Regions from separate parts of the Mus musculus genome. Here all the other regions are linked to region 4. A link is a loop called in an ENCODE intact Hi-C map of the cell type or tissue named here. Cell type or tissue: left cerebral cortex. All regions are shown on one strand.

The links. A loop is a pair of places that touch in the nucleus more often than their neighbours do. Peaks named below come from ENCODE experiments on the same cell type or tissue, not always from the same donor. Only the 100,000 strongest peaks of a DNase experiment are listed, where the experiment ranks them.
Region 1: a loop joins it to region 4, with 2.3 times the contacts of the local background. A loop is called at or near these places in 2 of 42 quality-filtered maps.
Region 2: a loop joins it to region 4, with 5 times the contacts of the local background. A loop is called at or near these places in 6 of 42 quality-filtered maps.
Region 3: a loop joins it to region 4, with 3 times the contacts of the local background. A loop is called at or near these places in 2 of 42 quality-filtered maps.

The regions. Positions count from the first base shown.
Region 1 is chr11:41,189,808-41,197,807 of GRCm38, forward strand. No RefSeq gene overlaps it. Among named protein-coding and RNA genes, the nearest start is that of Ccng1, 440 kb to the left of the region's middle. In left cerebral cortex, no CTCF peak of the experiment used is centred here; DNase peaks (open chromatin) are centred at 3,310 and 4,401.
Region 2 is chr11:42,046,362-42,054,361 of GRCm38, forward strand. No RefSeq gene overlaps it. Among named protein-coding and RNA genes, the nearest start is that of Gabrg2, 50 kb to the left of the region's middle. In left cerebral cortex, no CTCF peak of the experiment used is centred here; DNase peaks (open chromatin) are centred at 2,009, 4,772, 5,400 and 5,841; H3K27ac peaks cover 1,491 bases.
Region 3 is chr11:41,809,600-41,817,599 of GRCm38, forward strand. All of the region lies in intron 3 of A230004M16Rik (a long non-coding RNA gene), which reads left to right. Among named protein-coding and RNA genes, the nearest start is that of A230004M16Rik, 100 kb to the left of the region's middle. In left cerebral cortex, no CTCF peak of the experiment used is centred here; DNase peaks (open chromatin) are centred at 3,594 and 6,316; H3K27ac peaks cover 1,221 bases.
Region 4 is chr11:40,778,199-40,786,198 of GRCm38, forward strand. No RefSeq gene overlaps it. Among named protein-coding and RNA genes, the nearest start is that of Ccng1, 27 kb to the left of the region's middle. In left cerebral cortex, no CTCF peak of the experiment used is centred here; DNase peaks (open chromatin) are centred at 3,843, 4,700, 5,326, 5,733 and 2 more places; H3K27ac peaks cover 4,774 bases.

The sequences.
Region 1 (8,000 bases), 410 kb after region 4:
ATTAACCACCCTACTCCACCACCATCTCAGTTTGCAGTAAGCCTCTAATAATCTATTTTGAGTTGGATGTTGGAATACAAATGATCAGGCCTTCTTCTCTCTCGGGACCTCTCTCAGTAAGTTAATAATATTGTAAAAGGGCAGCAAGTAAAGCAATTGCAATGGAAACATGAAAACCAGAGTGCGTATGCCCAAACCCATGTAAAGCTGTAGCATTGTGTAACCATAGTGCTTGTATGTGGGGATGGAGGCAGAACTGCTAGAAACTCATGCTCTAGCTAGCCTGGCATATTCAGTGGAGAACAACAAGAACATTGCCTTAAGGTGAAAGGTGAGTATCCACATTGAAGGATGTCCTCTAGCGTTCACACATACACTAGCACATGTGTGTGTCTGCATTCACATACACATACATCTACACATCCTATGTAAATATGTGTGTGTTCCTGCACACACACACTTTAAAATAAAAAAAAGAGACAAGGATACAATATAAACCTATAAGCCACACTGTTAAATACTGCCATCCCATATATTTTGGATCCTATCATTAAATATATTATAAAACAGGAATACTTAAAATGCTGGCCAGCCTGGGTACAAAAAGCAAGCAAGCAAGCCAGGCACAAACTATAGTGTCTTACACAACCCTAGCCCTGTTCTTCTTATATAACCCCATTATTCTCTTACCTTATTACTTATTACTTATACTTATTACTCTTATGTGAAATACATAACGATTCAGCCAACTCTAACATTTTTGTTGATTTAATTGAAGAACAAGGACATTTTTGTTAGAGTTTGAGAGAAAAATGTCTGGTGGGCATGTTGTAAAATCTTAGTAAACACCTGGAAGAAAACAGAGTAGAGAGGAAAAAAATCACACCATTTTAAACAAGCATAGCATGGTGGTCAGACATGAATAACACACAGCCACATGGCACGGTGGAATGCTTTAGAAAAAGAGTAATGAAGGACCCCAAAATCATGGAGGGAAAACCCAGAGTATTAAGGAAATCATGCTTAGAAAAGAGAAACAAGGAATGGAAAAGAAAGACATTATTCCAAATATCAAGCAGATGTACAAACCGTACAAGCTACTCTACTCTGGGTGGGTGGGTGGGGAGCATAGTATCTCATTAAAGAACTAATTATTTTCCCTCTATCTTTAGCATGGCTTAAGGTGAGACGACAATCCTTGAGGTGGTCTCTTGACCAAAGTGATTGAATCAGTTCAACTGGAATGTTAGATCTTTATCCAGTCTAGAAACTATTCTGCTGACTAGAATTCTTTCTAGTCTAACATTAACCATCTAAAGAGATAACCCCCAAATCACATCAGAACCAGATCAGAGATCAGAGTCCTCAAGTGGAAATTTCTGGTTTCTTTGTAAACTCATTTGTGTCACATGTCAAGTTCCATTTATACTCTTTTGACATATCACCAGCAAAGACCAGTGAAGAATCAAGACCAACAAAGTGTTGCACAGCCAGCAAAGACCAGCAAAGCATTCCATGGCCAGCAAAGGCCAGTGAAGACCAGTGAAGCTTTGCACAGCCAATGAAGACTTTCAAAGACTAACGAAGACTATTGCATTGTGATGCCAAGCAACACTGGACTTTCCTGGCCATGCAATGCTTCACTGGTCTTCTCTGGCTCTGCAACACTTTGCTGGTCTTGCTTCTTCACTGGTCTTTGCTGGTCTTTACTCTGTAGAGAAAAATGCACCAAAGAACTTCTCATGGCATTCCAGTTGATTCTGGTCACTTAAACTGACTCAAGTCAATTTGGCAGAGTCTTGCAGTTTCTGCTGGATCTGACCACCACTACTGATTTGTGTTTGACATTTGCTATTGAACTGGACTGCTAGTATCTTGATAATGAAGAGTGGAATCACCCAAAAAAAAAAAAAAACTGGTAATAAACAAGAACACAAATCCCTTTTCCTATTCACTTTCTTTCTCCCTTACCTCTGGTTGGTGACCTAGGAGGGAGATAGAAGATTTTAAGAATCCTAAAGGAAGTAGGTTTAGGGAAATATCTAAGCCTATAGGGAAATATCTAAACCTACAGAGTCCCTGAATATTTGTCCTTTGGAAGAATGAGGTTTCCAAGGGCCCAGACATTTGGAGCTGCACACCATCAGAACCATGACTTTTACTTTTTCGGAGAGCTGCAAGTTCATTGCTTGCCATGTAGATGCATATTGTGTAACCCTCCTTCCCTACTTCCACACTTTCAGATCATCAAGTGAGTTAATTGAACAAAGGACGGCGAGCTTGCCAAAACTGGAGAAACTGTTCTCTGACCTTGAAAGTAGTTTTAAGTGTAATCTAATTTAAATAGTCCCAGAGCCTCTAGATAAATATAACTTGGTAGATAAATTGTATTTTGGCAGTGTAAGAAGTAAAACTCATTTTAATATATTTATTAAATACATATTTAATTTATTTATGATTAATTTAATGCATTTTCTAAGAATTAAAATTTATGTATTTGGGAGGGTCAAAGAGCCAAGTTAAGTAATTATTTTTCCCTCTAGAAGCATTATATTAATTTTTATTTCTCAAATGTTGTGGTTCACACTAGTGTTTATGTGTTAAAATGTTTGTGTTTCAACTGTTATGTCTTCCTTATGGCATGGCAGTCCTGCATGCATGTGAAATGTCACAGTGAGGTGAGGTGTAAGTAGATGTGCCCTGGATGAAGTAAATGATAGCCTGGTATTCTCTGTACAACACAGATACTGTACCTACTGGCAGTGAGTACATGTGCACCTATATGATCCCTCTGTCTTCAGACAGTATGCTTTCTCTCCTTGAAGTTTCTCAGTTCTCAAGAATTTGAACATATATACCTTGACAAAAGGCAATAAGCCCTGTTCTCTCGTGTCTAAGTCCTAGGCTCTGATAGCCTTTTACGGTGATTTGGTTGGGAAGAGAGAGACTTTTGCTCTTCTGTGATGGCGAGATTGCATTTTACCTTTGCTTCGGAGGCTGCCATTTCCTGCTCAGAATTTCAATGGTAAACTTACTTCATTCTGAGTAATAAAACTTGTACAAATCCTAACTGTTCAGCCACTTCTTCTGTCCCCTGTGAAATGCACTAACAACTTGAGAAACGGAGCTAGGCTTTCTGTTTTTGCTTTGCATCCCGAGGAAGGAAGTCAAATACCAAAGCTCCTCTGTTCCTTCGTCATCTTTCAGGAGAACACACTCTTGAAATCGACAGAGAGATGTGAATACGGTTTTTATTTTAACCCTATTTGATTTAAACCTGCAATTTGGCTTACAATTTTCCTCTGGCCCTATCAGCCGGGTGTTCTCGATTAGAGAGGAAAGCATACCAAAAATAAACTTGGCTGACCTGCTTGCTGCTTAAGTGACGTTTCGTATCATATGCTCACCAGAAATCCATATCTGTGAATTCAATATCCAACTCTATTAAGAACATGGAATGGGACCAGCTACATAAGACTGTAAAATACTGAACTTCAAAAGATGTTTGGTCTTTGGAATACTGGTTTAAATATAATGAACGGGCTGTCTGTCAGTGAATGTCTGGTAGGAATACTGTAAGGTGATGTATTTTAGATTCCAATTCAGCAAAGGATCAGAATTTATCTCTGTAGCAGTATGACTTCTCCCAGATTTCTAAGGTGAGGTTTAATCCTGGGGGTGATGGCGTTCAGGAGTAGTGCCCTCAGGTCATGATCAGGCCAGGAAGGCTGCTCTTCCTAGAGATTATTATAAAAGGGCTCGAAGGGACAGATGCTTCACTTGTGCTGTTCTGCCATGTGAGGACCCAGAGAAGCAGCAATGAGGAGCAGCTTGAACAATGCTCTGAAGTTGACTGTGCCATGTCTCAGACATCCCACTTTTCACAGACATGAGAGATAAGCTATCACAGGCAATTCCCTATTCTGAGGGATTGTAGGGCTGTTAACCTAATCTTTGGCAACCGTGTTCTAAAATGTAGACCAGTTATGCTTATTTATTTCTGAATGTGAACTCTCTGGGATTTGTCCAGACAACGGTAAATAGAGGAACTTGACTTTGTAGACCCTCAGTATGGGTGGTGCTTTCTCTAACCTACATTTCAGAATTTGCTCTAATAAGGTGAGGCACTGGTCTCTATTGATACTCTTCACACAGAAGTAGTTTGCAGAGATAGCTTCAAATATTAACATACCATTTTATAGTTAACTGTAAACTGTAGCTGAACCCTCATTTCAGTAGGATAGAAAAGCAACTCCTCACTTGTAGAGGGGTCTTCTTGGATTTCAGCACCAGGGAGAATGAGCCACCCAGCTGAGAGGGGAAGAGAGGTACTACAGATGTGCCTGTTTCAGCTTTTCTTAGGGCAGCCCACACAAACATTTCAGCCCATGACTCATCGACTTTCGTATTCCTAAATGGGATTTTATTTTTGCCCGGTTTTAAAGAACTTCTGCAGCCAGGATTTAATTTTTTATTTTGCCAGTGAATGTATTTTGGGGAACAGAGATTTTAGGAATATTGGTACAGTGGGACATTTTTGGTATGTGGTGAAATGCATGCACACTCTTTTCCTGAGTTAAAGGCAGAAAAAGCCTAAGACCATGAAAAACTTGTGCTTAAATACAATGTTCAAAATATAAGTAAAACAAACTTGGTACAGGTACCTTCCCAGTTTATTTTGTAAGAACGGTGGTCATCCAACTACTACTACGATTTTGAGGTATTAGTGAGCATCAATATTCTTTGAACTATTTACAAAACTTTAAAACAACATGAAAAGTCTTGATTTTTTGTAATAGATTCTGATAACTTCATTAATTTATACATCTGTAGTTGAAGGAAAGCCTATGTTAACTGTAGCTCTGAGGAGAAGAAAATGAAATGATTTTATTATTTGGGTTTTCTTAATTCTATCTCTGGTCTTCCTGGTAACATAAGAATTTTAAATAAAAAACCCTCTTATTATAAAAATAAGATGAAACTGGAAGTAAATTTCTTTCTTTTTAAAAATAAATATTGTGTTACATTTGGTGTGTGTGTGTGTGTGTGTGTGTGTGCGTGCGTGCGTGTGTGTATGTGTGTGTACAAAAGTGTACCATGGTATACATGTGGAGGTCACAGGGAAATCTATCAAGGTCAGTTCTCTCCTTCCACACTGTTGAGAAAGAATATCTATTTATGAAAAATAATGTTTTAAAGTAAAACATATTTCATATCAGAAAAAGTCGTGAGCACTGATCAGAAACATTTTGCCTAAAAGTGTTTATCTCTTTAGGTAGAAAGCCATTTCCAGTTGATCATGGTACAAGAATTGGCTGCCTCATGATGGAAACACTATATGCTTCATTTCTTGAGTAATGAAAATAGCAACAACATCAACTCTGAGGATACTGTCCAGTGTCCAGTAGAGAAAGAAACCACCAGAAATAGAATTGTGATGGCTTCCAGGCCGTTGTTTAAGTTCTTGGAATCTGAGTTCTCATCATGGGGCAATGGAATTTTCAACGGGTAACTAGTTGTATCACAGTCATTATTCAGGCCATGTGGGGTTTTGTTTTTCAGAAGTGTTACCTTTCAAAAGCAAATGATGAGAAGTGACAAGTGGATAATAGAATCTCATATAGAAGTTTCTGAATCAATATTGGCCAGGATAAGGTAGGAACTAGACAGACTTCTGGTCAGTAAGATACAAAACAGCAGGTAAGTGAGTGCAGTCATTAAGGATGGAATGTAATTATGGGGAAAGCTGCCAGGCCCGGAATATCACAGGCTCTTCTAAAACACCTCTGTGCTTGGATTTGTGACCTTTCAAATCTGACATGTGCATAAGCAAATGGTCTTGACTGTTGGCTTGCTCAGCTAGTAGACATTAAAAAGAAACCTCTATATCTCCGCACACTGCCCATGGTTTGGCAGAGTGAATTGTACAAGAATAGCATTTTTATTTTATCTTTTTAAAAAAGATCCTTAGATTCCATACCTATTCTAATGGTTGACCCTCCAGTCCCAATCTTGACTCAACAACTCAGCAGTATTAAACAAATTTATCTTTCTTATCTGTACATTCTTAGTATGATGACCATACCTGGAGTTATTTCATGCTGTGTTTTAATATAATAGTTTTCTTTTGGATCCTCCATATGTTATATAGCATGCATCTAATTTGTACAATAATGATATGAAATATGAAAAAAGCCATATATTTGGCTCTGAGTCTTTGGCCTTTTCTTTTTAATCTGCTATGTCTAGGTTTACTGATCTCTGTCTGGTTTACGTGTCCCTTTGCAATTCATGTTGGTGAGATTCAGCTTGATTGTTCTGCTAAGTAGGATACTCATATACACGCTAATTGGGGGTCAGCTGTCAATAAATGATCTCAAGTTATGGTTTGAAACTGAAGGAGGGTCAGTTAACCTAAATAGCCTCATATTATGGTTTGAAACTGAAATGTCCCCAAAGGGCTCATGTGTTAAATAATTAGTTCCCATTTAGTAGTGTTATTTTGGAAGACTATAGAAACTAGAGCAAATAATACTAAGCTAAAAGGAGTAGACATGAGTCCTGGGAGGTATCTTGTTTATAGCCTCTTTTTTTTTTTTTTCTGTTTCTTATTTGCCTATTAATAGAGGTCAGGAGCAAGACAGTCCTTGCCTATATGCAATTATTTAGAATTGCAGGTCTCAAGAGAATAGACATATTCATGATCTGACAAAAACGTGTGTGTGTGTGTGTGTGTGTGTGTGTGTGTGTGTGTGTGTGTGTGTGTACCTTCTACATAGTGAATTCAGGAGCTTTATTTAGCAACAAAATTTTAAAGCATCAATCTTTGTTCATTTTTAATTTCTCATTTTTTTCCCACGTTCGATTTTCTTGGCAAATCTATTTCCACTAGTGAGTTTTTTGAGAGCCTGCATTTTTTCCATTTTTCATCAGGCAAATTGGACTCTTCTCTAAGAATCCTATTCAGGTGACCATGATAGCCCCAATCTAATCCTTAACATACATATGGGCAAAATCAATCAGCTTCATTCTCTGTTCAGAAAAGCTTCAGGCCAGAGTATTACAACCCATTTTATTGGTTCCCTTCCTGTTGCATCTCTCTGTCCATAGAACAGTGCTGTTACCTCTCCTTAAACTTTACCTCCTTGCTCTTCCATTGTTCTCACCTACGCTTCTTATGAACTTGAAAGCTATCAGCTCAGAACACCTTGGGTGAATACCATTAGAGGAAAAAATGGCTCCATCATTCTCACAGAACCCAACAGCAGCATGAACGTAATAGCTCTCTTCTAGAACACACTCCTTCAACTGTGAGGCTGTGTTTAAGGTCTTGAGTCTATGTGACCATGAACTGAACTCTGAACTTTGATTATTTCAGATGTTTTTGACAGCACTGAGACATGCATTCTCACCGGTAATGATGTGATCCATTTGCCTTTTCCCCATCCCTCCTTCCCTTCAAGAGGCAAGCCTAATTCTGCCCAACTGCCCATGCTGTCTGCAGAGGGTAAAAGAGAAGATGCACATATTCTCCATCAAGTTCTGGAATCTTCTTGTTAGTATTGTATTGATTATTCAAAACAAAACAAAACAAAACAAAAAAACAAAACCCAATCTGTTTTGAGAATAAGATGATAAATACAAATCAAAACCACACTTAGACAACATTTAGACTGGATAGGATGCCTACCATAAAAACCAAACTGAGAATAACAAATTTAGGTAGTAATGTGAAGAAACTCCAGTGTTTGTACTTTACTGATAAATATGTGCAATAAAATGCTATCGAATTGTTAAGATGATTCCTTAAATATTTAAGTACTGAATTACCATAAAATTTAACTCTTCACCTGCTAGGATACTTAACTTTGGGCAGAAAAAAATAACATAGAAACTATCACTATGTTTATACCTAATATAACTATTATTAGCTAACATGTTAAGATATGTGTTAAGTTTTCTTTAAGTGATATCTAAATCTTACAAATCTCACTTATGAA
Region 2 (8,000 bases), 1.3 Mb after region 4:
CACACGGTCCCCTGCTGTCTCCAAGAGGATGTCCCCACCCCCAACCCCACCAGACCTCCCTACTCCCTGAGGCCTCAAGTCTCTCAAGGGTTATGTGCATCTTTTCTGACTAAGTCCAGACTTGGCAGTCCTCTGTTGTACATGTGTTGTGGGGCCTCATATCATCTGGTGTATACTGCCGGGTTGGTGTCTCAGGGTTTGAGCCCAGGGCTCCAAGTTAGTTGGGACTGATGGCCTTCCTATAGGGTCTCCCTCCTCCTCAGCTTCTTCCAGCTTTTCTCTAATTCAGCCACAAAGGTCAGCAGCTTCTGCCCATTGGTTGGGTGTAAATACCTACATCTGACTCTTTTAGCTGCTTGTTGGGCCTTTCAGAGGGCAGTCATGATAGACCCCTGTTCGTAAGCACACCAGTAATAGTGTCAGGCCTTGGGGCCTCTTGACTCTAGATCTTGCAATAGCTGAAAGTTGGGATTTAAGAATTATAGAGGTAAGCAATATGCTGTATCTTGACCAGAGATTTTTATTTGTTTGTTGGTATGTAGGAGAGGCATTATATCCCCATTAGAAAGCGATTACACAGAAAATGTTTTGTGTGCATGTATATGAGTAAAATTTAGGAAAAGAAGCTGCTAATTGTAGGTTTCCATCTAGCTTTTCTAATGGTGTTCACTGTGAGTTATCCCTCCCCAGACTTCCTCCCTGACCCTGCCTTCTCATGCCTCAATCTTACCCTCTGTGCTCAATGATTTTCTTCTATCTCTTCAGACCATGCATTCTATCTCCTTCCTTTGCAATCCAACTAAAGTCATCTTACTAATTTCCCTACTTCACTCTATATTGCAATATGTCCTTCAATAAACATACCCTTCTAAAATTCAAAGATAGTATCTACATATGAAATATGGTGTGTGTCATTTTTCATTTAGAGGTTGGGGACCTCACTGAATATGATTTATGCCTGTCAATTGCTAATTTCTTTTCTTCACAACTAAGTAATCTTCCATTGGGTAATATTCATGGCACACTCAACATTACAGTTAACAAATATCTAGTATGTTTCCACCCTTCTGCCTATCATGGATAGAGTAACAATGAACATGGATGAGCAAGTATCCATAAAATATCAGTTTGGTCATAACTGGTATAACTGGATCATATTTCAAAAATCCATTTCTAGACTTTTGAAGAAACACCACAATAGTTTCCATAGCAGCTTTAATATTTGACACTCTTGCTAACTGTGAATATGTGTTCCCCTTCCCCGAAATCCATGAGTGGTGCATGGTGAGGGCATGGCACTGTTATCCACCTCCTGTTCCAGGGAAATTCTATGAAATTTCTGTTTCTTGTAGTTAGAATGAACCAGCACATACTCTCACCTACAGCAGAGAGACATCGACACCCCCCCCCCCCCCCGCCTCTGCACACACATTGTTTAAAAATCCAAAGTAGGTGAAGAGTGACACTGGCCTAGGACTTGGGAGAAGGTTTTTACTTTTCATATAACATTTTAATTTATTATTTGATAGATTGATATGTGATTACAGTGTAGTTTGAACATGTCCATCTACTCTTTCCTTCCAATTCCATCGCCAGCCATAATCCCCCAGCTTCATGCACTTCGTCCCAATTCTTTAACACTTAAGTCAAATTATTGGAAACGTGGATTTGTTTTATATATTGTGGTCTTGCTTAAAAAAGAAAAAAGTAAAAATGGTGAAGGAGAATGTGCCTCTACCATTGGATGGAAGGTTAACTCACTTAAAATGTCTTTTTCTCTCTCCAGAGTTTGGACTACTTTGAAATTTTCACTTCAAGTTTTAACCTATGAAAAATGCCTTAGGTAATTTGGATTGAGTTGACCAAAGCTCTGACATTTCTAGATGATGCTTAGAAGGCACTATAGCCTGAAATTTTAAAAATAAAATATCAGTTTTAGCCTTGCTTCAGTTTCAGAACTGCAATTAAACATGCCATATGTTGGCTAATCTGCAAATAATACATCTGTGATCTTTTGTGGAATTTCCCTCCTCCAGATTTCTATTCCAAGCTCCATGGAGTGGAGAAGCATCTCCTGAACTATAGTTACCACTGTTTCCATGAGCAAATGGTTTTCAAGACATCTATGCATCATGTAGAATATATTTTTTTGCATGAAAAAAAATAGTTTCTAGGGGGAAGACCATAGGAATTCTTATTATCATTTTACCAAAAGCTATTTTTTTGTGCACTTACACCTAGTAAATTGATCTCACAAATATAACTATAATATCCTTTTACACTAAAGTTATGTGTTACATGATTGAACAGGACGCACACACTAACACTCACACACTTTTTGTTTGTTTGTTTTTTGTTTTGTTTTGTTTTTTGTTTGTTTTGTTTTTTGTTTTTGAAACAGGGTTTCACTGTGTAGCCTTCGCTGCCCTGGAACTAACTCTGTAGACCAGGCTGGCCTCGAACTCAGAAATCCACCTGCCTCTGCCTTCCAATTGCTGGATTAAAGGCGTGCACCACCACTTCTGTATGATTATAAGGACCAGAGAGATAGTTCAATTTAAAGTCAATTTAGCCAAGTCTAAAGACTGAAGTGCACTTTCAGACAACTCCATGATAGAAGGAGAGAACTGAGTCTTTCAAGTTGTTCTCTGGCCTCTGTGTGTGTACCATGTCATGTATATGCACCCAAGTATATATAACCACAAATAAATGTAATAAAAATTAAAAATAAGTATATGATATATATAATGAATATTATGTATATGATCTATACATATATGTGAATATGATATGCACATGTGAATGTATATGTTATATGAAATATATATATATATATATATATATATATATATATATATATGAAAATGCTATAATTAAATTCTTAACCTTGTTAAAAAAATCACAAACTGTATGAGGAATAAAATACAAACATAGGAGAAAATTGAAAGTTAGATGAGTTAACAGACACACACAAAAATATATTTGTTCTTTTTCTCTCATTTTTGACAACCTTTTATATTCCAGAATACTACTTAATGCCACCACCTCCACATATACATGCTTGATCCACTCTCAACATTCTTGCATCCAAGGAGAAATGAAGAGTTTCCTTTTTCTATTCCGAAGACATTCGGTCCCGAGGTCAGTACTTGAATGTGCTTACTCTTCTTTCAATCTGAACCAAAAAATAATAACGATTTTACAGACTCCTGTTCCTTTTTTTCAGTCTTCCACAGCATGTAAGCAACGGTGGATCTTATTGTCAAAGTACATCGTTTGCATGCTACAAAATCTAAAAAGAAAAAACTGGGAAATGGGCAAGAGCAGCTAGATTATTAAGGGAAGAAGGTTGTGTGCCCATATGTTTGCAAATTTACAATGCATTAGAAATTTCACCAGGTACTTTCTGCAATGGTCTCTGGATTGATAGAAGGAAAGGAATTCCACTTTAATTACTATTCAGTTGTATAGCAAGCTGCAAAGAGCAACAGAGATTGAAACACAAAGCCCATAGCTTCTTAGAATTGTGGTTATATTTCATGGACACGTAACGTTAATTGTGATATTTTTCTAGTACACAGAAATATTTTATTTCAATATACCGTGTTGAAATACTTTTGTATAAAAACATTTGGAGATATCATTCTCTATCAACAACATCTCTATTTGTAGCACTTACTATTTACACTAAAGTAAACTAAAATGATAAATAACTTGGACAGAACAAAGATTAAAACCAAAAAATATGACCTTAAATATCTTAAAGCATTTTGGAACATAAGATAATAGAATGTTTCTGAATTTGTATTACCTTGCTAATTTAGAATTCAGTAAGATGAGTCATGAAAACAAAAGCTTACACTATAAAGTATTTGGGAGAAAATAAACAAACACAGCATATTTTTTCTCTATCTGTGAGGCAAAATGGACGATAAATACATTGGAATGAAAAGTCCCTGTTAGGAATTTTGGTGGGACCTTGGGCAAAGAAATGTAGACTCTGAATTAATTAGCAATAGCAAATCAAGTCAAGGAACTAATGGAGTTGGTGCACCCATATCACACTTCAGGGAATATCATCTATGAGGATTGTCACAGTGCACCCTAATAGGGAAAGTGAACATTATCTAGGCCACTAGGAAGGAGTTACTAACTGTTGAGAGATATCTAAGCTGCGTTCTAAACAAGATATTCCTGCTTATCAGTGGTTCAAAAAAGTAAACAAACAAAAAACACCCCAAACCCAACATCCTCTTTATTAAAAACAACAACTGGTTATGTGGATAACTATTAGGATAAGTGGATGTCTTTCAAGAAGAGAAACCTCCACTTAAACACACACGCACAAATTCATGCACACTCAATCACATTGTTTTATGATGATTAAAATATAACATCTCTGAAAGAATAGTATTACTTTTATAAATTACAATAAAGTCTTTATTACTGTTAGATATTATCCCCAGAACCTGGAGATCAAAAACGATTTATTTTCTCAAAATGTCAGTTGTGGAGAGGGTTCAGTCTATGACTCCAGGTCTTTGGTGATATTGCAGAGACTTTGTCAGGCAGAACAGCAGTCACATCAAGACTTAACTGTGTGTAAAGGATCTACTTCCAATCTGAGTTGTGCAATTTTAAAGCTTATTGTTTCACAGCTATGAACCAATCATCCAGGGCTCAAGTTATCCAGGAAATTCATCCCACGAAAGAAGAAGATAGAAGGAAAAGAAATCTTTTCAAAGTTGAATTTAGTTCAAATTGAGATGACTTTCTGGACTATTTCGTCTTACACTGCATTGGCAATAACCATATCATATGGTCACACCAAGTACAAAGCAGATGGGGATAGAGTCATTTATTCTGTCAGTAACATGCTCAGACTTTGAAAAGTCCTGATACCAAAATGGAAGAGAAAATTCGACAGACAACTAAGAATATAGTCATTTTTCTTCACTGAATTTTAAAAGCAATACATTCTTATTAAAAACAATAAGGTAAAGCCAACTAAAAGGTAAATGGCAAAAATAGGTTGTTAAGTGCTCCGTACAATCTCATTTTCCTAAGAGAAACATATGTAAGTAACATTGTTGTGTATTGCATATCCTTCCTATTCTAGATATAGATTTTTAAAGATGTTGCGTTTAATTTGGGGGCATTCAGTGGATTTCAAAAAGAAAATAAAGATAGTGAAGTTTGACCTGTCTCTGCGAATGTTTCAGGAAAGGAGACTGGAATACTAGACTAGTTTTGACATTGGATACAACAACAAAATGGTTCCTGATGCCCTAAAAGGACTTACAAGTAAGTAGGATTGTTTAATTCAGGAAGCAGAGTATCTTAGGCACTTTCCACAGTGTACTTTTGAACATCTATTTTGGGTATTTCAATTGGAAGTTTGGAATGTTCTATGAAAAGAAGAGACTGAAATAAGAAGTTTGCTTTATTTATCATGGTAGTGACAATCCAGTCATGAGATGCTGCATTCCCTGGGAGCTGTGCTGAGTGAGATGGGAGGGAGGGAGGAAAAAGAAAGCTACTTTCAAAAGTAAGAAACTAAGAGTGGAATTTAATGTAACAAAATTAGTTTTTTAAACTCTAACACTTAATACTTGTGTGTCTATCACAAAATAACAGGTAATAATATAATTGAAAGAAAATAAACGAGCCATAAGAAGTGTTTAAAATGGCAAACCTCTAAAAGACCTGAACTAGGGTTGTCAGTAGAAGTGTGTAATCCAGAGACAGAAGTCTGAAGAAGGAACTTGCTAGAGACTCTAGGACCTGTCAACCAGACATTGAAAGCAGCAGAAAGTGAGGACAAGGTGACGAGCAGCTACAAAGATTTACTCCTCACGTTTTCATTACACGTTCAGAAGATGTGGCTTTACAACTTTTGAGTAACTGTAATTTGGAAAATGTAAAGAATCCAGTGGCCACGCATGATACAAGAGGCTTCTTCACTGATGTGGAAATCTGTGTTGCTGTATTTGCTTTGTGCTGCTCTAATGAACTATATCCAGTAAAGATGCAGTGGGATGATGAAGGCCACTCTTGTAAAGCAAGGAAATCTTTAGGCAGTGAGACACTCGGTGTAACATGCTGGTGGGAATAGGGGTGAGAAAATGAAGTGACTTAGTACAAATGTAGTCTTTTACTTGTGCAGAACCTTGGCTTCAAATTTTAAGATGTTGTGGAGGTCGCAATATTTCCCAAAATATATGAGGATAGAATTTCATCTCTCAAACAGCACTAAAAGGCTGAGAACCACTGCTCTAGACTACAATTCATTCCAAAAATTAGAGCTACATATCTGAAGTAACTCTGAAGCAATAATCGATCTTGCCATCTTTTGTATTTGGAGAATCATGGACAACAGGATGATGCTACTATCCTTCCTAGATACTATCAAGATGTATCTTCCTTTAAACTGCATTCATTAGAGTTAAACCGAAGACTGAGTCCTGATTCTGCAACATAAAAGTAATTTGGTACCTCCCTCATGGATTTGGGGAGGGGAAGTTAAATGAAAAAACATACCTAAAATCTCCAGCATAGATCATCACTTGCTTGCATTTGTAAGAGCCAACCAAACTGATTGGTAGCTATTATGCTCCAAGTTAGGTATTTCACAGCTATTACAGCAATTATGCAACAGTCCTAGGAAATCTGACACTCACATTTCTCTCTCCAAGCTAGAAGAACGAATAACAGTCAAGTAAAACTCCTATAACAACAAGTTAAAAACCATAACTGTCAGGGCTCAAAGTATGTATCATTTCAACATGAAATTTGTGTTAATTTCAGCTCATTAGTTCCCTATGATTAACATAATACCTAATCTAGGTATAAGTATAAGTTCTTAATTTAGTAATTGCCTAAGATACCATGAAGAAAAACTGATTTTACTAAACTGTATTTTTATAACTCCTAATAGAAACCTACAGTTCCAAGTTAATAAGTATTTATTTAGCACTTGTTATGAGCACCATTACTAGTACATGGTAGTTATCGTAGTTATTGTAGCTGTGGCAAACCAATGTAAAGTAGTATGGAGAATGTCTGAAGATTAAGTACACTGATATGGTCCATTCCAGAGAGGCTGTTGTTGAAAGAAGAAAGTTCCAGGAAAAAATATTAGCACTGACTTTTCAAACAAAAGCAAGAAATTTATTTCTTTCTCTCTTATTTTTCAAAAGAGGAAATTCTACATAGTGATATTTAATAACTCTCCAAGGGTGGTGGATATCACAAACACAAATCTGACTCATAATTTTTTTCCATATGGAATGAAAATCTGAGGTTTTTCCATGTATACATAAGAGCCTGAGGAAATGAGCAGATACTTCCAGAAAGCATGCTGGCCTTCACTCTTTACCACCATTGCTCCTTTTATGTTAACTGAAGAGGTTTAACATGTTATTGCTATTAGTTTATGACCCCCACAGTGCCCTGAAAATTGTTTTCTGGTTTGGTGTTTTGCCTCATATTTGTGATTCCAGTATTTATGAAGTAAAACCAGGTAGATGGTTATGATTTTGTGGGCAGCTTCAGCTACATAATCAGATCCTACCTCAAGGCAGAGGGGCAAGGAAGGAGAGAAAAGATGTGATGAGGGCAAAGGAGAAGAGATGAAAGGAGATGAGATAAGAGAAAAGGGGAGGGGACCGGAGGAGAGGGAAGGACAGGGGAGGGGAGGGAAAGAGGGAAGGGAAGGAGGGGAGGGGAGACTGAACTTTGGCACTGCTCCTAAATACTAAGTTAAAGATGCTAGAACTGAGGTAGTGACTCTCTTATGAGAACTTACCTATAGCATGCATCATTTTGGGTCTGATCCCCAGTAGCACACAAATCAAACAGAGCAGTTTATTATTGTGATGCCAATGAGGGGAGATAGAGGAAGGAGGCTCAAAAGTTCAAGATTACCCTTGATTCCATGAGTTTCAGGCCAGTCTAGAATGAGACCCTTCTCTAAATAAATAAATATATGAGCCCATAAT
Region 3 (8,000 bases), 1.0 Mb after region 4:
GATATCAAGCTGCTCACAAGTGTCTGCAACTCCAGCTCCAGCAGATCTTACACCTTCCTCCAAGCCTCCAAGGGAAACCATAAGTTATGCACCAACGGCTCCAGTTGACAGCTTAAGCAGATTACATAAATAAAACCATATAAATGTATGTGTTCATATATGAAGTTAAAGTAGAATAAGGTTGCAATGACCAAATATTAATTACTGATTTTTTTAATCTAATGATGTAATTAAAGATCTGTTTGTAATTCCTATTTGCCAAGCATGACTTGCTACATGGAATAGAAGAATCTGGAAAAATAGTTTAAAACATCTAGTCATCCCTTTATAAACCTGACAACTGCCACAGGTGCTTCTGTATAGCCTCCCCCAGCCTTGAAGCAGGCTGATTCAGACCTTGCTGCCACTGAGAATGAGACCACCTGGGGTGGACCCTTCTGACTTAGATGGCTCTATGCTCTGTCACCTGCTGCTGCTCTTCTCCAAGACACTGCTACCTGCTGAGAGGCCCTGGAGATATTCCGGTTCAGCCATCTACAGGCTGGCAACAGGCACCAAGAATGGATTGACAGGGGATGGGCCTTCCCCTTTATAAGCACAGACTCTTAGTAAACTTCGGGGGACCTTGAACAGAAACATGTCTTGGCCTCCATTATTTCTCTCGCCATTTCCTTCCATACAGCTCCGGCCTCCCACTCAGGAACCCAGTTAGTGTGGCCGCAGGTGGCTACACTTCTGTAAATTCCAAGTGCTTGCTACCATCCATGTGATTTTTTTTTTTTTTACTTTAAAATGAACATGTAAACAATACCCTACATGAAACTACTGTGTCCCACAAGGTCTTAGTAGAGGTCGAATGACCTGGTTCTTGTTCCAAGAACAGGGCCAAGAAGGCCTGGGCCTCCAAGAGTATCCATGGCTGCTGTGGGGTAAACCTTGTTTGTATGTAAATGCATGCATTTTCACATACCTCGGAGAAATTTCCTCCCTGTTAATAGTAAGGATTCCATGATAATTTGAAACAGCAGGAAGTCCAGGAGTTGAGGGTATATCGGATGTCTTTAGCAAAATGATAAACTCTGGTACCTTCAGGACAGCCCTTAAGGATGTGGAAAAGAACTCTAAGAGCATGAGTTCAAATATATATAATTTGTCAACAATGAAAAAATAAATAAATAAGGGTGCAATTTGCATCGTATAAGGAGCTTCACAGATCTAAAAGAACAAAGCCAGCTGTACTATGAGCCAGTTTGTCAGAAATATTTAAAAACAGGCAGATACAAATACAGGCAGATTCTTGAGTTCAAGATCAGCCCGGGACACAGCTGATTTAGGTCCAGGTGTGGTCATCAGAACGCTAATCTCAGGACAAGTTCCTTCCCAGCTAAGGTTATAAAGGCAGGCAGATCTCTGAATTCTTTCAAAATGTTAAAAAAAAAAAAAAACCACGTACTTGGTATTCTTTTCCTAAGAGTCAAGGGGCTAAGGTCAAGGAATGATGGGATTGTTAACAAGGAACCTGAAATGAATAACTGAATTGATACGTACATATATTTAAAAAAAAAAAATCCCACCACCACCACCAACAACAACAACAAAAACTGGACTTTTGGTCTGCAAGAGATAAGCTAGCAGAAAGAAAGCATTTCCTTTCTTTAGAATTGTCTTTTTTTTCTCTTTTTCTTTTTAATTTAATCTTTTTTTATTTCCCAGATTCCATCCCCCTCCCATTCCACCCTTTGAGGGGTTCCACATCCACAAGCATGTCCCTAACCCCACACCCCCCAACCCCACCAGACCTCCTCATTCCGTGGGGCCTCCAGTTTCTTGAGGGTTAGGTGAATCTTCTCTGACTGAGTCCAAACCTGGTGGTACTTGGATGTATATGTGTTGGGGGCCTATATCAGCTGGTCTATGCTGCCTGGTTGGCGGCCCAGTGTCTGAGAGATCTTGGGGTTCCAAGTTAGTTGAGATTGCTGGTCCTCTTATAGGATCACACTCCTCCTCAGCTTCTTCCAGCATTTCCCTAATTCAACCACAGAGGTCAGCTGCTTCTGTCCATTAGTTGGGTGTAAATATCTGCATCTGACTCTTTCAGCTGCTGGTCTGGTTTTCCAGAGGGCAGTTTGATAGTCCCCTTTTTGTGAGCAAAACATAGCCTCAGTAATAGTGTCAGGCCTTAGGGCCTTCCCTTGAGCTGGATCCCAATTTGGGTCTATCGCCAACCTCTTTTCCTCAGGGTCTTCTTCATTTTTATTCCCGAGGTTCTTTCTTTTCTAGCAAGAACTGAGCTGTCCCGGGATCTCTAAAGAGCGAACACAGCACTTCAAGGTTTTTTTCTAACAAGATTTATGATTTCAGTTGGAAAATCCATGAAGAGAGAACACAGCTCTTTTGAAAATTTTTCATAGCTCTTTTAGAATTTTTTCAAATAGTATTTTCTGAGAGAGCAAACACGGTTCTTTTTGACTGTTTTCAAGCAGCTATCTCGAGAAGGCTGTCTGATAGGTGAACACAGTTCTTCAAGAATTTTTTTCTGGCTTTCTGATTTTGATCAGAAAACTAAAAAATTACATTTAGAATCTAACAGGATTTATGACTTGTTCTGAACATCCAAGGATTTTTTATCGCAGCATTTCTGACTTTGGTCAGAAGACCCATGAGCTATATAGAGAGCTTTCAGAATGTTTACTAGCAGAGAGAGCTATATCAACCAGTGAGTTTTTTAGAATAGCAAGAACAGGCTGTCTAGATCTGAGAGGAACACAGACACAGACACACACACACACACACACACACAGACACAGACACAGACACAGACACAGACACACACAAACACAGAGAGAGAGAGAGAGAGAAAGAGAGAGAGAGAGAGAGAGAAGAGAGAGAGAGAAAAGAGAGAGAAAAGAGAGAGAGAAAAGAGAGAAAGAGAGAGAGAAAAGAGAGAGAGAGCAGTCTAAAAAGCTGTCTCCAGCAGAGACAAAGGATAGCTACAGAGAACTGTCTAGGGACTCATCTTGAGCAGAACACAGGTTACCAGCTTGAACACACAATTTGACATAGAATCAAATTTGTTTTCACTGCTCCCAAATACCCCTTCTCTCAGGAACCCCAAACTAACTGAGGCTGGTCCTTGGCATGAAGCCTTCAAGGGTATCTTGGCTTTTGTTCTACTGATGACATCTTCACCCTTGTACTTTCATTGGTTCCACAGTGCTTATTCCAGAAAGATTTCTGCAACATATTTAGAGGAACCTCCCGCCAGCCTGATCTCCCCCATCACAACCCAAGAGCAACTAGAGTTCCAGGGCCTCTTAGGCTACCAAATGTCTCTGGAATAGAGAAGAGGGAATTTTTAGAAACTTTTCCAGTGGTCAAGGAGACTGGGAGGCTCAGAACCGGAGTCCCATGGCAGAAGAAGATGAGATTAGGCTAAACAATGAGACCAGGAAAGGTTCCCTGTAGTATTGGCAGGGAGAGCTGGTGAGGGATTCATCATTGAGCAGGGGATTGCAATTCAAGTCTTGGTAGGATACTGAGTTGGCAATAATCTTCAGTGAAAAGCATTTGCAGGGATACTGAGTACTGACATGAGTCTTCAGCAATATAGACAGACTAGGCATTTAAAATAGAAATGTGTGAGTTCTGAACAGATGGTGAATGAATCTATGAATGCTTTGAAAGATGCACAGGACCTAGTGAAGAAGGGATGATTCCAAGTGTATGGGATAAGCTTTGCCCTCACAGAAGTGCTGCCATGTAGTATTCAGTCAACATTAACCAACTTACTGCACAACATCTCACCTATGTATAAGTCATATACATATACACACACACATATACCAGCAATAATCAAAGAGTTACAAATAACTCACGAGAGATAAAACACAATGAAACTGTGTTAAGTTACAAATTAATAAGAATTTGTCTTTTACTATCTGAAATTTGACCTGAATGAGAAGGTTATGTGACATTACTGTTATGTGGGTGGAATCACGTTACCCTGTTAGCTGTAGAGAATGTAGTGCTAACAACATTAGCAAGGAAACAACTTCTGTCTATCAAGGTGATCTGCGAAACAGGTATACAAACAAAACTTGGAAATCAGTGTGTTCGTCTACATGTCTGTGTCTATTTCACTTTGTCTTGCAGTCACAAGCACACTGTAGCTAGGTAGCACCATTTTACTAAATTGGCATCAACTGCTTTCTAAATATTCAGCCTTTTATACTCACATAATAAGGATGCTCTTATTTCTCCTCAGAGAAGCTTATTTTTGCAGGGAACAATAGTTAATGTAGAAACTCACAGAAAGTGCTGAGAATATGTGCTAAACCAATGGTCATCTCTAAAAGAAACATCTTTATTAGGTATCGGCCATCTATAACCCATACATAATGATCAGTCTTAGGGAACATCACAGAAGAGGCAGGCAGATGTCAAGATACAGGAGCTGGGGAGATCTACTCTGCAGTCATGCCTCCAGATGGGCCAAAGTGTTGTACTCATGATTAGAACAGCTGGGCTGGCTGCACAAAACTTGGAGATAACCAAACCAGTCAGAATTCCAGCATAAGTGGATTAGCAGCTCAAGAGGCCTATCCTTTGGATGAGGAGACATTTCTTCAGCTGATAATTTTTGGTGTTTTCTTCAGGAATATGACCCAGCTCCAGTACAAGGTCCTGTGCCTGTGAACAATACAGGAAACATTAATGGGATACATACATACATATATCCATACATACGTATATACATAAATTCTACATGTGTAAAAAAGGCCATATTAAGTGAGCAAGTGTTTTTAAATGTGAATTGAAAATATTGAAATCCTATATATTAAGATCATTGGTTTTATTTAGGCAATTTATATTAAAACGCCTTAGTCTTAGATTACCTAATACAAAACATTACACACACACATACACACACACACACACACACACACACACACACACATACACACCACTATTTTCTTACTCCCACTGCCATAAAGCATCTAGCACTTAGTACATATTTTACAAATAATAGATTCTTTAAAACTATGTGACTGTTGGAAAAGGAGTTATGCCCACTTAATTTGTTCCCTTAGAAGAAATGTGGTTGGGGCACTCTGGGCACGGGAATGCCTTCCTCCCATCTCAGAATCTGTCACAGATTGTTTATTATCCAATACCTCCCTAATTCGAAGGGCATGTAAGTCTCAGTCCTAAGGGATGGGCTGAGTTAAAGGTGCTAGGAACACACGTATTATCTTGGTTTTTGTCTCCTCATAGCCATGTAGACTGCCCCAGAACGTCACTTTTGAGTTATGAGAGAAATGAGCTCATTAATCATCATTACACTTTCTGTTAAGTGGATATGTTGGCTGGGAATACTTCTGCCTGAGCCGAATAGACCACAGCTTCAGGTATAGAACCCTAGACTTCATCAGCCGTACTATTGAAGAATGAAATGACCAGGGAGACGGAAGTAGAAGCCATGGCAGAAGAGTCAAGAAGGAGAAGAGAAGCCAGAGATTAAGAACAACATCTGTGCGGTAGAACCTTCTGAACCCTTGAGACGCTTAGAGCTTTGGCCTCTGTCATTTGGCTCTTGAGCCTTTCAATCGTTTACTTCAGTGTGCTCAGAAACCTTTTGTTTTCCACCTGTAAGAACCCAGGCAAGATATTTTCCATTATTTCTAAGCTTTGGGCATTTCAACACATTAGCATCTACAAAGTTCACATATGAGAGTCATATAACAGAATTACAAAAGAAAAAAAAAATGGAAAAAACCCATAATGCATAAGTAAGTTTATAATGCTTGGTTGGATCTTATTCATAATAATCTGATGACTCATGTGGTCCACACGTCTCAGGTTGGATATACCTAGAACCAAACAGGAAGCATTCGTGTCTGCTTTGCAAGCAGTCCTAAAGGAAGTTTATGAGATCTGCCTGTCACTACACATGTAAATAGTGTCACAAATTCCTCCCTTGATTTAAGATTCTGCTCTTTCTACTTTTTACTCTTCCTAAATACATTGTTTTCGACTGTTATTAACGTGACATCAAGTAGCCACAAACATACACCACCCTCAAAGCTTTGATCTGGAAACCAGAGCATTGCTAAATCTATGCATCATCACAAAGGGTACTTAATACAATGGTTTCAGGATGTGGCCTTCCTATAAACTGCAGTCATTGCTAGATGAACTGAACTTCCTAGTAAGTGAGGCCAGTGTGCCTGACCTAAATATGACTCTGGAGAATAAAACCCTAAAATAACAGAAGGAAAGCGGTCCACAGAGACTGTGGGAGGTGTCATGGAGGAGACTACAGCAGGAATTTAAATTTGAGAGGAAGTAACAGTGATTCTGGCTAAGGCACATTTCTAAAACATTTAAGTTGAGGCGACATTTCCTAGTTGAAAGGAAGCATAAACACGAATGTGTGCTTAGCAGATAAACATTTAAATTACTTTTGACATATAGCTAAAGGAGACAACAAAAACAAAGGAAGGCTCTGCTGTTATATCTATGGCTACTCTGAAACCCTCCCAGAGTCACTCCATCCCATGGAGAGGAAAGAAACATATCTGCCTTTCTAATGAAGCCAAGGCTTGGGACAAGGTTCACAGGAATGGAAATTCAAGTGAAGGACAGTGAGATCCAAATGAGGGGACTTGTTGATCCCATGAGTAGGCTGTTCACACTGGAAAGGTATTTACAGTCTATATCCAAAGCTATATACAGCACTTAATATGCCTTTGTAGGAATTGGAAATTAGTCCTATCTTCCTCTTGATCAAACACTGTCTTTTCCCAACTTATTCAGCCTGTAACATAACAGCATGAATACTGGGTTTCATCTCTCATTTGAGAAACTCTTTGCCACCCAAGTACCAAATCGATTTTAGTTTGTATGTTTCACTGACTATCAAAATGCTATCTCCTTTGACCTGTGATCTACACTCTTCAAAATCATCTTATAGGTCACAGGGACCTTGACATATTGAGCATAAACAAAAAGTTTATCTTTCCCAAATAGTTTTAACATTTTTTAGAAGTTTCTAGAAATAATCTTCAACTATGTGTTCTCATAGATGAACAGGATACTTTGGTTGCTCTGGAGATTTGAATTGCTCCTAAAATTGAACCGTATGATTTTGTGCTGTGAGGGAAAGGTCTCAGGTTTATCTTTGCGGGCTCAAACCAAGTACAAGTCAGTTGTACTTATGTACTAGAGCCTCAATAAGAATCTGTATTATATAGCATAGGTGAAGTATATCTTCTGGATATTTTGCTGACAGTATACTGTGTTCATTGCTGTGTTTGAATGTGCGGAGGCCATACTTTCTACGTCTCCATAGTCAAGAGCAACTGGAAGCCTTATATTAGGGGTTTACTTAAGCTCTGCTCTGTAGATCCTCTGCTCTCTCCTGTTCTAGATTTGAATACTCACTCTGTAGCCATAATGAATACTAACATAATGCATGCCCTGTAGCTTTGAAGAGTATGGATGTAACATATACTTATTAGCTCCCATAAATATTTAGCTGTGACTTCATCACTCCTCAGCAATTCCACCTTTCTATTTATCAAATTAGATAAATTTTTGTCTTATAGACCCTTCCTAAAATTACAAATAGTATTTGAGATAACTTTACGTTTTATTCCCTGTAAGTTTCAGATGTTTTCACTTGAACTTGGCATCACTACCTCTTTTATTTACTCTAATCCTGCTCTTTCTCGCCTTGCCTAACACTTAATGTTGTTAACTATCATACCTTTAGAATTATATATGTGTTCTTTATGGGGGTGGTTAATGCTATTTTCAATAGTATGTAAACCCACCAGAAATATAATGGCTCATATACAGCTAGTTATGCCACACCTTTATTTTTTACCTGCTCTAATCTGTTGGTGTCCCTTAAGTTATCAGTAGCTAATATTACCATATGGTAATGGTGTAAATGGTTTGACAATTATATGTGTCAATTTCTGATTATCTCCTAATCT
Region 4 (8,000 bases):
CAGCCTCTCCCTTCCCCAGCATCTGGCACTTTCTAGTGGCTATCCCCAGTTCTTCATCCCCCACTGCTACATATTTTTGTTTGATTTCCAGCAGGACAGTATCTTTTAATGTCCAAGTGATAAAACAGCCATCAGGTGGTGAAGTTGCAGGAGCAAGCCCTCGTGAGCTCCGACCAAGACAAAACCATCAAGGTGAACAAAACAAGAGTCTTTAGACAAATGCATAATCCCGATCAGTGTGGTGCAGAACCACACTGCCACAAAGAAATCTTCCTGATTCTCTCTAAATGTGTACCTGGACATCAGTTACTTATCCTGAGTCAGCCTCTGAAGTACTCCAAAGTGCTTGTATTATACAGAATGCTCCTCAACTTTTATCAAGAAAAACTTCCTGGCTAGCCACAGCACACCATCTCTAGTACAGTAGTTAAGACAATAGTAAATGGCTTTCATTTCGGTGACTACAGTGTTTGATGAAATACAGTGTTCAGGGTTGGAAGGCATTGCTCTGGGACACAGGATTAACAGCCACTTACTTGAACACGAGGTGACAAACTGTGTGGTTGCACTTGAATGGAACCCTGCTTTTCAGCTGATTTTGTGACCTCAGAGTACACTTTGTAGATTGGGATAAAAAGTTATGAAAAGTTATGAAAGAAGTTTGATTTGTTATCAGAACTATAACTCTGAATTTTTTTTTCATTAACTAGGAAGATGATCATCATGATATCCTATTGTAATAGTTAGTGTTAGGTGTTAACTTTTTTTTTTTCTTGAGGCAGTGTATTCTTATTTAGCCTTGGCTAGCCCGGAACTTGCTATGTAGACTTGGCTAGCCCAAAATTTATAGAGCCTGGTTCTGCTTCTGAGGTGCTGTATTAAAGATATCTTCTTGTTATTATAATGAAAATAATAAGAGTACATAGGAAACTATCTAAGGTACTTCATACTTTTCCCCAAAATCAGCAATGTTTGCTCTTTCATCTTTGATAATGTTCATAGTGTAATGCTAACAAATAACTTAATATGTATTTGATGAGATCATGTGGTAATGAATAAATATAAATATTGGGATCATAGATGCCTATAAGAAGTTGAGGTAATATACTAACATCATTTTGTGTGTGTGTGTGTGTGTGTGTGTGTGTGTGTGTGTGTGGTGAGAGAGAGAGAGAAGCAGAGACAGAGAGAGACAGAGACAGAGACAGAGACAGAGACAGAGAGAGGGAAAGACACACACAGAGACAGAGCTATATACATATGGAGGGAGGGAAAGAGAGAGAGAGAGAAAGAGAGAGAGAGAGAGAGAGAGAGAGAGAGAGAGAGAGAGAGAGAGAGAGAGAGAGGTGGTGGGATTATACCATGCAAGGATCCCCACAGATCTATGTTGAGCCTTTTTGTGGTTCCCTTGTGCTATGGTTTGAACATGTCCCCGCTACCCCCCAACAAACATTGAGATGTTGAAACTTAGTGGTCAATATAATGAAAATAAGAGGTGAATGGTTAGGTTACTAGGGCTTCATGAAAGACTTGAAGCAAGTTGGGCTCCTTTGCCTTTCCACCTTCTCTTGTGTGATGAAGCAGTCACAAGTTTCCACCTTGGGAGCAGACACCAGCTTTCACCCCATGGTCACCCTTGCCTGAGCCTCAGTCTGGAAACTCCCAGCTGATAGAACTGAAAGAAAAAACAATTCCATTATTCCCAAATCACCCTGCCTTAAGTGATTGCTACTGGAGTTCCCAAAGACCAAGGTACTGGATAATAAGTTTCAGGAAGGAATGGAGATTTTCACAAGCGGGTATCAGTTTCCCTGACAAATCACCAAGCTTAAGGGGGCTATTCAATTAATAAGAGAAAAATTATAATAGAAGGGTTGTTAGAGACATTTTCTTTTATTTCTTGAGCCTCAGCTTCTTGATCCTATTCTCAGTCTAGCTCACTCCTTCACTCACCTTCCACGTCCTTGTCAAGTTACAGGAAAAAAAAAAACCCATCAATCAATATTTACTTTGAAGATAAAAAGCTGCATCTTTCTGAAGGTATATCTTTTAAGATGATGTAGTGGATACGGGGGGTGTCTGCATGCCTTGCTGTGCAACTGGAAAACTTTTATCTACATTCACTATCAGTTGAATTGTTTTGAATAATTGACAGTAAGAAATATTGAACTCAGTGGTTGGAAATTCAGGCTGTAGAGCATTTGTTACCATAATGCCTCATATAGAAAAAAGATCCATCACCGTCAAGAGTTATTTTCCTTTACCAGAAAACAATCAGTTAAATGAAATTATTCAAAAGTAGTTAAGTAGGTGAGCTCTGGGACCAGATTGCCTTGCTTTACCTTCCAATTGCATCGTTTCTCAGAAACGAAACTTTATTCGCTTATTTTTCTGAGCTCCAGTTCTCTGTCTACAGGATAGAGATAATATTTGTCACATAGTGTTGCTATAGGAATTAAATGAGGTGTGTTAAGTGCTTGGCACTGTGTTGGCATATTTTAAGTGCTTAATAAATATTAATTCTCATCATTATTATTCAGCCGATTGATCATCAGATAGCTGGGGCAATGATGAAGTCACTTCTGGGAAGGAATAATTACGGCATACGTACCCCCCTACCCAAGATTGCTATTTCGCAAACTTTAATATTAATGCACTCTATTCATGAATGAGATGAGCTTCGGAAGAATTGAAGGCTGAAGAGGAAAATTACCTAATCACCAAAGTGCTTTAAAAAGTTTGAGTCAAATTACACCAGATGCTAATAGCAAATTGTTAAGGAATAAGAATGTGGATACATCATTCCCAGGGTTATTTAATCTCTACTGCACTCATCACACTTAAAAAAAAAAAGAAAAAAAAAACTACGTTGACTAGGAACTCAGTATATATGTGAAACTATTTCCTATGTAATATATTTCTTTAAAATGAATTATAACAATATTTCCAAAGAGGTTTAGTATATAAGAACTTTCCAAATGGCTGGAGACACGTGTGCATGTGCACATGCATGTGCACACACACACACACACACACACACGTAAGCTAAGGGCAAAGTGTTTTATTTTAATGTAGCCACTTCCATTACCAAATGAACATATGCAATCATTTGGTTTAGGCAGAAGAATTGCTACATCTGGGCTATTCTCTATATAGAAACTAACATGCATAAAAATACTTGAGTATTTGTCATCAGATAGATCCAAGGTCAGGGATGTTCAAAATACCTTCTACCTCTTGTTCTCTGAAAAGAGTCAAGAGTTTATTCTCTTTTTTATCCCACAAATATTACTTACTTATCTAGTGCATATTTTCATGATCGTCTACCACCAGTCTTAGAATAGCTCAGAAGAGAATGTTATTTACTTTCGTTTATTGTGTATTTTCAGCATAGTCAGTTTGCAGCTTTATGAATCCCCCTTCTATTGAAACTAGTCAGCCCCGAATCATACTTTTGTGTGGACTGATTACATTAGGCTCATTTATCACCAGGTGCTCCTGGCAGAGAGAGAATGGCTTAAGACCTTTGAAAAGACTTACGTTAAAGATAGGGTCAGAACATATATAGGTAGTTCTCAAAATGAGGAACACAAGTGGCCAATATACATTTTTAAAAAGGCTAAAGATTCCCAATCATCCAGGAAATGCAGATGAAAACTGCTTAGAGGTACCACCTCATTTCAGTCAGAATGGATATCATTAAGAAATCTGACAACAAACTTTAAGAGAAATGTTGGGTAGAGGAGTCCTTATTCACTGCTGGTGGGCATGCAAATTAGAACAGCCATTATGGAAATCAGTATGTCGACTCATCAAAAATTAAAAATAGAACTACCATATGGTCCAACTATTTCACTCCTGGGCATATACCCAAGGGAGTCCATACCCTACCATAGAGACACTAACACGTGTTTATTGTTGCTATATTCATGAGAGCAAGGAAAAGGAAACAGCATAGACTCCCATCCACAGATGAACAGATAATGCAAATATGTACATAGGCACCACAGTGATATATTATTCAGCTATGGAAAAAATCATGAACATTTCAAGAAATTTCAGTTCTCAACTGTGTTTGTTTCTTCTTGCTGGTGTTTTCTTGGAGGAAACAGAAAGCCAAAATAGGTACAGCACAACTAAAGATCATTTGTTGATCTACTACTTTGCTCAATTACTATGGTGGCCCTTCATAAAATGTAAATCTTTTAGTCTTAGTTGAGTATGTTATGATATAAATATCTCACCCCCAGTTTGCAGATGAAGTAGCTTCCTGAAGCAGCTGAAGTACTTCTGTCAACATTCTAAATCTAGTAAATAATAGATCTAGATTACACAGCCTGGTTTGTGTACTATTAATTATTTTTACAGAGGGCTTCTGCGGGCAAATCAATGGTGGCATCTGGAACCCCTTTTTCTTATGCACACCTTCTCTTTGGAATAACGAACCTAAATTAAATACTTGTTTTAGTCTAGGATGATGGCTAAGGAAGCTGTGACATCTCTTTATGACTTTCAGTTTATTTTTAATTACATGGATATGTGTATTTTTCTGCATGGGTATGTGTCTATGAATGTGGTGCCCACAGAAACCCAAAGAGGTTGTAAGATCCACTGGATCTGGAGTTAAAAGTGACTGTGAGCTGTCCGAGGCACTGTGAACCAAACCCAGGTTCTCTGCAAGAAGAACATGTGCTCTTAACCACTGAGCCATCTCTCCAGCCACCTACTCAGCTCATTTTAACATACTATCTTTTCCCTTTGGTCCCTTGGCTGTCTATGACTAAAAACTTATTGAAGAAAAATTAACAGTCCCGTAGTTAGCATATTAAATAGACTTTTATCCCTCCTGCCAATGTTGAAACAACTAATTATCAGCCCTGGTTGGGAGCAAGGACATTTGACCTCTGATAGACCAACAGAATTCTTCAAAGAGGAAAGGAAGAACGAGGTCCCCTGCTCTCTCAGTTTTTAGTCATCTGATTTAATTGACCAAGAATAGGATTTGGTACTCAAGTCTTCACCGATGCACAGCGTTAGAAATAATGATTACAGCAAATCAGGGCTCATGAATATGCAGTTTATTTCTGCTTTGAGACATTTCAGTTATCTAAATTAAAAACACAAAATTATGGATTGCAAAGAAAGCAGTAGGGACTTTTTTATTTTATTTTAACAATTGGAGAATATCACTGGAAGTGAAGTCTTCCTGCCAACCTGAAACACATAAATCATTGTGCCAAGAGAAGGATGCTTTTCTAAGTGCTGGCTTTAACCCTACCCCCACTCCAAAATATACTTAAAAATAGACCATGGGAGCTTTAATTCATGTGGGTTTTCTTTTTCTTTTTTGGTTGTGAATTTCACTTTCAAGGCTATACATTCCAGGATTGAATCTAACACCAGCTTGTTCACAGGATGTTCCTTACATGCAACATCCACGCTCAGAAATTCAAAAGTAAGAGATTGGTTTTGGTGCCTTTTCCTTCCTGAAGCACCATTCCCCCCCCCCCCCAGAATCTTCTGGAATGTTCTAACTCTTACTATCTGAAGTCGCTGTAGTTTATTAATATTGACCCTATAGACCTATACCTATGTTTGAAAAATTACCTCTTCCATCTGCTGCTTCATGAAAATGGCTCATTTGATTCCGTCTTTATTCATTACCTTTTGAGGCAATCTGGCTAGAGAGTGGAAGTGCATGTGTTAATGTTTCATAATGAGTCAGGTTAGAATTGTCTTTTTCTAAGTTAAGTTTGCTAACCTCATTTCTCTGAGCAATGCCAGGCAGTTACTATGTGGATAAAAACAAACTTAATCATGTGACAAAGTAACTAAATACAAGACAGTAGGACTAAAATGACCTGTGCGTTTGTGATAATAATTAAAAGAATATGGAATTTCGTGGTACACAGGAGAGATACAATGGCATAGCTGGTGATTTTTTGCATTTCCTAGTGAGAATGGCTTATTCTTGTGTGCACTTTCTCTCTTCAGTCTCAGAATCTTCTCTCTTCACATGGCAGCTGAGGCAGGCCCTGCCAGTTAAAACATGGCATTTGGGATCAATGACTGATTTTTCTTAAAACAGGGCGAGTCTAATGAAACCATGATGAAGACTGGCCCATCTAGTTAGTAATGGGTGAGGGTAGAGATAACCCTCGTTTGCAGGGATGGTTGTTTGAAATGAATAGAACAATTTATGCGAAGAGAGTTGCAGAATCAAAAGGAGAGGTCCAATTCCAAATCTCGTGGGCTCACCGAAAGGCATAAGCAATCCTGAAGCAAAGTACGTCTGCTGGTTGGATCGGGCAGGCTTGGAATGAGAAAGAATGTGCTGAAATGGAGAACATTCCTTGAGGCTTTGCAGCGTTATTTCTGCTTCAGCCATATGCATCGCAAAGTCTTCTTACATAAAACAGCTTGGCATTTGTCATTGTAAATGCATATGCTGGCACATTTGTCATGTTCTTTGCATTTCTGAGTGAGCCTCTGCTATTGATGAAGAGCCATCTTTCCTAATAAAAAAGATCACAGTATCAAAAACAAAACTGGGTGCTTATTTCCTGAGTGATGCTACACCCCTAACCATGCTTTGCTTTTATGTTTGCTTGCGCTTTCACGTGAGCTTGCGATGACAGCAATCTGAGATTCCCCAGGCTGTCTTGCAATCTTGACAGCCACTTTCAGTGAATTCTGCTTTCTTGCTACCTACTGGTGATAAAAAGCAAATAAGTTTCATGCCCAAATTCAGCACTGAGCAGGTAGCTAGGACTCCTACTGTCCTACCAGTAAAGTAGCCTTTAAGAGACACTGGTGGCTGCTGAGATATTAGGAAGAACAGATTTATCATCTCATTTTCTTGGCTAGGTGGGATGCCAATGCACTTACAGCAGCAATGGTGAGAAGCTTTGGATAATCTCCTAGGCAGAGGAAGCATCCTGATGGTTACCCGACACTTGGAATCTCACAGAGGCTGAGATTCCTTTGCTTTCCCCATGTTATCCTTACTCTCACACCATCCTGAGTAGAGCAAAACACATGGATCCAGGTAGCATTGAAAGGAGGATCATGGCAGACATTAGAAGTAGGACCAAGCTAGTTACCAAATGGAGTAGGCTAGAGGAAGGGGGAAAGCCTGACCTTTGTCCCCAGCTTTTTTGATCAACGAGCATAGTTAATTAGAGAAATTAAATCATCACAGCCCAAGGTGTCCTGAGCTAGTTTACTTGAGGTCATGTGTACATCACAATGAACAGCCTAAGTTGATAGCTAAGGCTCTTACCTGGATAATTCCTAAGTTACACCAGGAGCAAATCTAGTTTTAACAGAATAAAACAGATGAGTTTTGAATCTGTGTCACAAAGGCAATTTTCTCACTTAGTGATTTTTATTTGGTCTGAAAAGAATCAAATAACTCTTTGTGAGAGAAAATACAATAAGGAAGTAGCCACATTGTTGTTATAGGTGACACGTCCTTCTCTTCTTTCTCACGTGTTTGTTGCCTAACATAGATTTCTATGGTTATTGTAATAAAGTACCACAAATTATACAATGGGTATTTATTGCATCGTTATTCTGGAGGCTGGGTGTGCAGAGTCAAGACGTTGGCAAGAATGATCCCAGCTCTGGACTGGGAGGGAGAATCAGTGCCATGCCTCTCACTGACTTCTGGGAGTCATCTTTGATGTTTCTTCTCTGGGGGGACTGCCTTAGTCAGGGTTTCTATTCCTGGACAAAACATCATGACCATGAAGCAAATTGGGGAGGAAAGGGTTTATTCAGCTTACACTTCCATACTACTGTTCATCACCAAGGAGGTCAGGACTGGAACTCAAGCAGGTCAGAAAGCAGGAGCTGATGCAGAGGCCATGGAGGGATGTTCATTACTGGCTTGCTTCCTCTGGCTTGCTCAGTCTGCTCTCTTATAGAACCAAGACTACCAGCCCAGAGATGGCACCACCCACAAGGGGGCCCTCCCCACTTGATCACTAATTGAGAAA